2 separate regions of the Homo sapiens genome follow, and region 1 is linked to region 2. Evidence: chromatin contacts called from ENCODE POLR2A ChIA-PET data. All regions are on one chromosome and are shown on one strand. Each heading gives the region's core, a stretch centred on a gene start or an enhancer-like site at or near the end of the contact. The rest is flanking DNA. Distances are from core to core; before and after follow the strand shown.

Region 1 (4,516 bases), core at 1,011-3,510, 600 kb before region 2:
CTCTGTCTTTAAAAAAAAACAAAAAACAAAAAAAAAAACCCACTGATTTCTAGACAGTGTTTTAAAAAGAAAATATTATCTTAAATAAAGCCAAACTTTCAGTTATTAAAAAGTCTATTTAGTCTAAATCCAAATTCATTTTATCCAATGTCAAGCTTTTCCCCTAAGAACAGCAGTGAGGAAAAAGAGAGGGGTCCAAGGAATGAAAGGCGGCAAGTGTGAGGAAAGGGAAAGGTCTGCCCACTTTTCTGTGGTCCAGTCCTGCAGCCTGTAAAATATCTTCCACCATTTGCAGGAGTCCACATGCCAGCTCTCTCTAGTGAGACCCCTTTGCTGGGACCTCCATGCTGCCTGATGCAGGCAACGGGTGCCCTTTGACTCAGCTCTCAGTCTCCTCTCAGCTCCTGCCTCTGTGGTTCACCCACAACCTCTTTCTGCTGCGGGCCTAGCCCTGGCAGGCAGCCTTCGCAGGCAGGACAAGTCTTTCAAAAAGACTCAGGCCAGCTGTCCTCCATGTAGACCACCAGGCCCACAGGAAATGTCAAGCGTTTTTGCTGTCCTCTCTCCATACACTGTCCCCAGGGGCAGCTCCAGCCACATGGGGGGCTTTCAGATGAGAGGAAGATACTTGCCTCTGTATTCACAGACATCCCCAAACTCCAGGAAAGCCACACCACACTCACTCAAGAACGCTTTCTCAGGAGTCCATTCTAATCCCACAGCAGCACCTGGCTGGTACCTCTGTGCAGCTCAATGAGATGTCAATCTACCCTCTTGAATTCAACCGTAATCTCTGAGTTATTCTCTTGAGGCCTTTCTCTAATGACTAGGGGAGGACAGAAAGAGGAGAAACCCCCACCTCCCCCAGGCAAGAGCTCCCTACCCCTAAGAGTTCCTTGCAAGCAACTGACTTATACTCTTCTCTTACACAGGTTGGTTATGCTATGGGGGGTATAATAGCTGCTATGTGCACAAAAGGTGGTTAGAGGTATCAGTGCGAAATGTACAAAAGTAAAGGCTAAGTCCACCTATAGTAACACTGATGTGTGCAACCAGGACTATCCAGGAAGAAAATCTTGATAATTTTAGTAACTCTAGTGCCACTACTAACTGTCGCTGCCTTTATAGGAGACAGGGTCTCTCTTTGTCCCCCAGGCTGCAGTGCAGTGGGGCAAATATAGCTCATTGCAACCCCAAACTTCTAGGCTCAAAGGATCTTCCCACCACAGCCTCCCAAGTAGCTGGGACTACAGGTGCACACCACCATGCCTGGCTAATTTGTTTACTTTGTGTAGAGACTGGGTCTTGCTTTTTTGCCCAGGCTGGTCTCGAACTCCTGGGCTCAAGTGATCCTCCTTCCTTGTCCTCCCAAAGTGCTGGGATTACAGGCGTGAGCCACCACACTCAGCCTGTCCCTGCATTTTCTAACACTGTTCAGATTCAAACTCCAGGTGGAAGCAGTCAACAGGCTAAGCCTAAGAAGCATGTCCACCCCTGCAGTTCCTAGGAGGCAAGAACAGAAAATGCCCATTTGAACTCTGCTGGCTTCCACAGCAGAAGGTAGAACCTACCAGGACTCATTATTGGGCAACCTATAGTGGACAGCAGATGTCCATTACAGACATTCCCTATCTGCTTCCTTAAAGAACTGAGAATATCTGTCAAAACAACACTGGTAATGATAAACAATGTTAATTCTGCCAGTCCACGTTACATGCCAATATTGTTCCAACTAAAAAATAATTTATAAAAGCATAGCTCTGATCACTACCACAATCTGCCATCATCAGTCAGAGTCAACAAAAAAATAAAAGCTCCCAGAAGGGCTAAAATCCTTAATGCAAGGCTGATAACAAAGATGGCAGGAGATTATTTAATTTTTTAATGTCAGATCATGTTAACTGCCATGCTTAAATTTGCAAATTGTTGCTTGTTAAAATATCCATTTACTAAAATGATAAATAATACATGTTGTGACACATTAGTGAAACTGTTATTTTTTAAAGCATCACAGACACAGATGAATTACCATTTCGGTGCAAACCCTTGTACCATTTAAGGAAAAACAAGAGGATCTGTTAAGTTACATCGTGGCAGAAAACTCAAGAGTTGCCACCACATTTCCCTACCCCAAAATGACCCTCCACATTTCAGATTCTTAAGGTCTTCTCAGCAAGGCATGTGCAGAGCCAAAACCAGAGCCCAGAAAGTTGACTGAAGGCTTCCTGCCAAAGGCAGCCCTTGCAGTAGCAGCACCAGCTAACATCAAGGTCGAGCTGGCAATGGAAAGGTGGCCAGGTTTAAAAGAAATGCTGTCAGGAATTGCCAGGAATAAAGAAGCCATTCCAAATTGCACTATAGCAAAGGTAACAAGGATCACAGCTTTCCCCAATGTTCATCCATTTCATCCCCCACTAATCTTGCTCAGTAATTTTCATGTTCAATTTTACCTCTTATTCATATAGAGCTCAGCTCTTTGCTTTTATTGAATGGGAATACATACTAGAATTTCCTTTGAAAGAGAAATGGTTATTTGCAAATGCTGGAAGGCAGAGAGTAAAAACAAAGTTTGTAACACAAATATAATTTTGAAATTCAACCATTTATATGCCAAAAAAAAACCCAAACTGTGTTCTATTTACCTTTAACTCAAGATTTGAACATATATCATAAAATCCTTAGAAAACAAAGTGACTGTATTTTAAAAATCAAACCAATGATGGTACAAAAAAAAATTGGTAACCAAAAGATTAAATGTAAAACATGAGTTCACTGACTCAAGGTCAAATTTCTAAACTTGGCATTCTCAGCTCTTCATGGTCCGGCCCTAGCCTACCTTTTTCTATTTTACTTCCTACTGCTTCCCTTTAATAGACGTGTACTCCGAGAAAACTGTACTACTCAGCTCCTCACATTCTCCTGTGTGTATTTTTGTTTGTTTGTTTGTTTGTTTTGAGACGGAGTCTTGCTCTGTCACTCAGGCTGGAGTGCAGTGGCCCGGCTAATTTTTTATATTATTAGTACGGACGGGATTTTGCATTGTTGGCCAGGCTGGTCTCAAACTCCTAGCCTCAAGCAATCTGCCTGCCTCAGCCTCCCAAAGTAATGGGATTACAAGTGTGAGCCACCACACCCGGCCTCCTGTGTGCATTTGTAAATGGTGGGCTCACCTCCCTTTTCTTCTGAATATCTCCTTAAAAATTACATGTCCAGGCCAGATCACTTGAGGTCAGGAGTTCAAGACTAGCCTGGGCAACATGGCGAAACCCCATCTCTACTAAAAATACAAAATGAGCCAGGCAGCTGGCATGTGCCTGTAGTCCCAGCTACTGGGGAGGCTGAGGCAGGAGAATCACTTGAACTCAGGAGGCAGAGGTTGTGGTGAGCCAAGACTACACCACTGCACTCCAGCCTGGGTGACAGAGTGAGACTCTGTCTTAAAAAAAAAAAAAAAATTACATGTCCAAATTCTCCCTTTCCTACAGTGACCAGCTCAAATGGCATCTTGGCCAAGTGTCCTCTCCTTCCTCTGCCTCCCACAGTCCTGGCAATGAGCTATACTCCATACACCTTATCCCTTCTTGAAGAGTCATCTTTGGTCAAAAAGTCACTACTAAACTGTGAGTTCATCTTCACAACACAGCTTTTACTTATGGGGAGACACTCACACTATGCCCTGTTTACACAGGATCCAAGCAGAGCCTGCCTCCAACCTATGGCAGGTCATCTCCTGCCTGCCTTGTGTAAATTCCTCAGATTTAAAAGCCCATTTATTCCTTTGGCTCTTTCCCACTAGGGCTTAGCTCTCTCCCAAAACAATGAATTTTCCTTTCAATGACATTGGATAAGGCTCCTTGATTTGATCTATTTTCTGCCTCCCATCCACTGAGCCTTGCTCCAGGGTATGCCCAGTCCAGTATAAAAAGCCTGGCACCACCTTGTGGGGAGAGAATTTCAACCTCTTTACACAGATGCAAAGGTCCCCATGAGGCAACTGGCCCTGAATTCTGGAGTTCGGCTCCTCCCTTCTCTTGGACCTCAGTTCTCAATTCTCTCCCACTGAATCTTCACAGCTACTTAACTTCTTAATGAAGCTGAACGCTCTATCAACCATCCAGGCCTTAAAGTTCTCAAAGCTGAATATCAAGCATAATCACCCAAGTAGAGAAATGGATCAGACATCAGAGACATCCAGGCAACCTTATCTTGTCTAAAATTATATCTTGTCTAAAAAATATAAATATGTATTTTTAAAATTTTTCGTTACACAATAATGGAATATAATTTCACTGTAAAAAAAATTTGACAACATAGATGACACAGACAAAGTCTCCACTGACACTTCCTCAATCTCGTCCCATGTCTGTCTTAGAGTCCTTTATCCACGTATTTACATATCATCCTTCATCAAATCTAAGATCTTATCACTTGTAATGTGCACTATGCTTCACCAAGAGTTTAAATTAGTAAACTATGTCACCAATTGTTAGATACGCTGATTTCAGAAATGTTAAAA
Region 2 (4,066 bases), core at 1,514-4,013:
ACCAAAGTTGATTTAAGAAGTGAAAAAAAATCTAAAAAGCCCTTTAAGTATTTTTTTTTTAATGGAACATTCCTACAAAGAAAACTCCAGGCTTCAAGGGTATCACCAGTGAATTCCACCAAACATTTAAGAAATAAAACCAATAGAAGTAAAACCAATCATAGACAATATCTTCTGAAAACTAAAAAAAGGGAGGAACACCAAAAAGAGGGTCCATATTAAAATGAAGAACATCGGTTCATCAAAGACACCATTTAAAGAATGAAAGAACAAGTCCAAAAAGACATATGCCAACCAAAAAGTGTCATAGCCCTGAGTACAGAGATTTTTCATTTAAAAAAATTTTTTTTTTTTTTGAGACAGAGTCTTGCTCTTGTCGCCCAGTCTGGAGTGCAATAAAGTGATCTTGGCTCACTGCCACCTCCGCCTCTCAGGTTCAAGTGATTCTCCCACCTCAGCCTCCCAAGCAGCTGGGATTACAAGCACGTGCCACCATGCCCGGCTAATTTTTGTATTTTTAGTAGAAACGGGGTTTCACCATGTTGGCCAGGCTGGTCTCGAACTCCTGACCTCAGGTGATCTGCCCGCTTTGGCCTCCCAAAGTGCTGGGATTACGGGTGTGAGCCACCACATCCAGCCAAATTCATTAAAAATTCTTAAACAGGCCGGACGTGGTGGCTTGCAGATGAATACCAGAACTTTGGGAGGCTGAGGCACGCAGATCACCTGAGTTCAGGAGTTCGAGACCAGCATGGCCAACAGGGTGAAACCCCAGCTCTATCAAAAAATACAAAAATCAGCCAGGCATGATGGCATACGCCTGTAGTCCTAGCTGCTGAGGAGGCTGAGGTGGGAGAATCACTTGAACCCAGGAGGCGGAGGCTGCAGTGAGCCGAGATCACATCACTGCACTCCAGCCTGAGCAACGGAGCAAGACCCTGTCTCAAAAATAAATACATAAATAAATATAAAATATTCTTAAACACCCAATAGAAAACTGGGTAAAAAACTTAAGTAATTCACAAAGAAGTATATCTAATTGATCAACATATAAATAAATTTTTAAAAGCTTAACTTTATTAGTGGTCATGGTCAAGGAAATACAATTAAAACTACAATGATATACCACTGCCAGTTTACCAGTATAACTAAACAGTTGTTTGTCTGAAGATAGAAAATAACAGTGGAAAAACTGGAACTCCCATTTCTGCTGTTCTAAAGATAACACTTTGGGCCAGGGGTGGTGGCTCACACCTATAATTCCAGTACTTTGGGAGGCCAAGGCAGGCAGATCACCTGAGGTCAGGAGTTCAAGACTAGCCTGGCCAACACGGTGAAACCCCATTTCTACCAGAAATACAAAAATTATCTGGGCATGGTGGCGTGTGCCTGTAATCCCAGCTACTTGGGAGGCTGAGATAGGAGAATCACTTGAACCCGGGAGGTGGAGGTTGCAATGAGCCGAGACTGTGCCATTGCACTCCAGCCTGGGCAACAAGAGCAAGACTTCATCTCAAAAAAAAAAAAAAAGAAAGAAAAGAAATATGTGCATATGAGCACCAAAAGACACACCCAAGAATGTTCACATACCAACATTATTTGTAATATGGCCAAACTAGTAACAACCCAAATATTCATCATCAACAGTAGAATATAAAAATAAACTGAGATAAATTCATATGATGGAATAGGACATGGAAAAGAAAATGAACAAAAGCACTGCTATGTTCAACAATGTGGATAAAGCTTATAATGATGAGCCAAAGAAGCCAGAGACAAAAAGTACACACTATATGATTCCATATATTTAAAGTTTAAAACAGCAAAGGTAATCTCCAATGTTAGAAGTCAGGACAGAAGATACCTTTGGGGAAGAAGGTGGGGGTGAGGGGTGCTTCTGGGCTGCTGGCCAAGTTCTATTTCTAGAACTAAATGGTAGTTAAGCAAGTATGTTTACTTTGCAGTAATTCTTTCAGCTGTACACTTATGATTTTTATACCTTTCTATGTATGTTATACTTTAATTCACAAAAAGTTAATAAAAGAATCAATGATGAATTTTGGCAAATGCTCTTCTAGCATCTATGAAAATAATATAAAAATTTATCCAAAAACCTACTAATATGGTACATTAGTCTTTTCTAATCAAAAGATATAAATCACAGAGTAAGGTAAACAGAAGTTTAACATAAAGAAGTATTTTAACTCTAATAAAAGAGTAACTATAAGATATAAGAAAGCTCTATATAGTACCCCAAGGCAGATTAAAAGAGTATGCAATGTTAAAGACTCAGACTCATTGGAGAAGGTGTAGTTCAATAACAAGTTAAGAGAGTAGTTCATTAGTACTAGTGGGTCTGCAGTCACTGAGTGAACAACAGAAACCCTCTGAGAAGCATCGTAAATTATGTTAATAGATACCCTAATTTTGAACAACTCAGCTTAGAATAAACCCCACTCATGTTTCATTCTTTTTATATTGCTGTTAACATAATTTGTAATTTGTGGCTTTTTTAAACATACAAAAGTATAAAAAATATATTTGTGTGTATCAATTCTGTAACTACCTGCCACTTAAATGTTCTTGTTTCTAAATACAACCATTTCACCTGCAAATAATATTTCCTTTTTTTTTTTTTTTTTTTTTTTTTTTTGAGACAGGGTTTCAATCAGTCACGGGGGCTGGAGTGAAGTGATACAATCACAGCTCACTGCAGCCTCAACCTTCCAGGTTCAATCAATCTTCCTGCCTCAGCCTCCTGAGTAGCTGACCACAAGCATGCACCACCACACTCAGCTAGTTTTGTAGAGATGGTGTTTCACCATGTTGTCCAGGCTTCCTATCTTTACTATTTTTAAACCTTTCTCATTTTTATTAGAGTGTCATTATCTGACTTACGTTTTTAAAATGTCCGCCAATCTGTTGTGCTGACAAGATATTGAAGGCAGCAAAGGTGGAAAGAAAGTAACTAAGAAGCTACTGCAAAAATCTAGGCAAAGGATGATGGTGGCACAAAAGAGAGGTGGGGGTACAGATGACTTTAGCGATTTAGATGGTATAAGTGATCAGATTTCAGGATATATTTCACAAGTGGTGCCAGTATAATTTCCTTAAGGATTAGATGTGGGATATAAGAGAAAGAGGAAAAACAAGAATGAGTCTCAGGTTTTTATCCTGAATAACGAGAAGGATAAAACTGCCATCAAGTGAAATAGAGAGGGCTGCAGGTGGAACAGGTTTTAGAGGAAAGATTAGGAGTTCAGTGTTGGGACACATTAGGATATCAAAAATACAAGCAGATTCATTAAATAGATGCTGAAAGAACAAGTCCCCTAACTTCTCAAACATGATTAACTCTCCAATCCTCCAATATTGCTATGACTAAGGACACAGAGTGCTATACTACAGGGCACACTCTACTTCACTGCAAAGAAATGATTCCTTGACATACAAAAAGGATAGAGATTTGACAAAAGGTGTCATCTTCCCATCACAGAAACAGGCCTATACACCGACTACCACATGCAGGGAAAAACAAAATGGGCTCTTCTAACACAGAACCAAAAGACCTAAATTCCCCTCCAGTATATTCCATATGATCTTTGTAATGCAAAAAAATGAGTAAAGGACTGGTATTCTTGGTATAGTAGACAATACTGAGCTCCCAAAAGTTTCACAACAGAGGTAAGTAGGTAGGTAGGCAGGTAGGTAAGTAGAGAGGGAGAGAGATGTTAAATAAATACATTTGAGAAAAAGAAAAAAACAATCCCACGGGCTCATGATTCTAGTGATGCAGTCATTCTGTGTCCCAGGGAGACCTGACAAATTTACCTCAAAAATGACATCTTGGATTTAAAATCTGAACTCTAGGACTTTAAAATTTCCTGTTTTACAATATGATACACTTTTTTCTTTGTTCCATGCTACCTCCTTTCATTCCTGCAAGAAAAGTCACGAAGAACAAAATACTGTACAGATGAGAAAACTGAAGCGTGAAATCATTATGATACACATAATACAAAGGTAGCCAAAATTAGAATCAATATCACATCCTTTGCCAACTGTC

Evidence for each region. ChIA-PET counts read pairs that join two places held with the same protein, here RNA polymerase II (POLR2A).
Region 1: POLR2A ChIA-PET joins it to region 2 with 18 read pairs in AG04449. The contact joins two enhancer-like sites. POLR2A ChIA-PET finds 5 or more read pairs at or near these places in 4 of 52 experiments (AG04449, GM12878, IMR-90 and 1 more).

What each region holds. Positions count from the first base shown.
Region 1 is chr10:74,888,980-74,893,495 of GRCh38, reverse strand. The region is part of intron 3 of KAT6B (lysine acetyltransferase 6B); the gene reads right to left. Among named protein-coding and RNA genes, the nearest start is that of KAT6B, 65 kb to the right of the region's middle. Within about 2 kb of position 2,260, at least 3 of the 41 ENCODE cell types and tissues checked have a DNase peak (open chromatin) inside an H3K27ac peak, as active enhancers do.
Region 2 is chr10:74,291,753-74,295,818 of GRCh38, reverse strand. All of the region lies in intron 3 of ADK (adenosine kinase), which reads right to left. Among named protein-coding and RNA genes, the nearest start is that of ADK, 140 kb to the right of the region's middle. Within about 2 kb of position 2,763, at least 8 of the 41 ENCODE cell types and tissues checked have a DNase peak (open chromatin) inside an H3K27ac peak, as active enhancers do.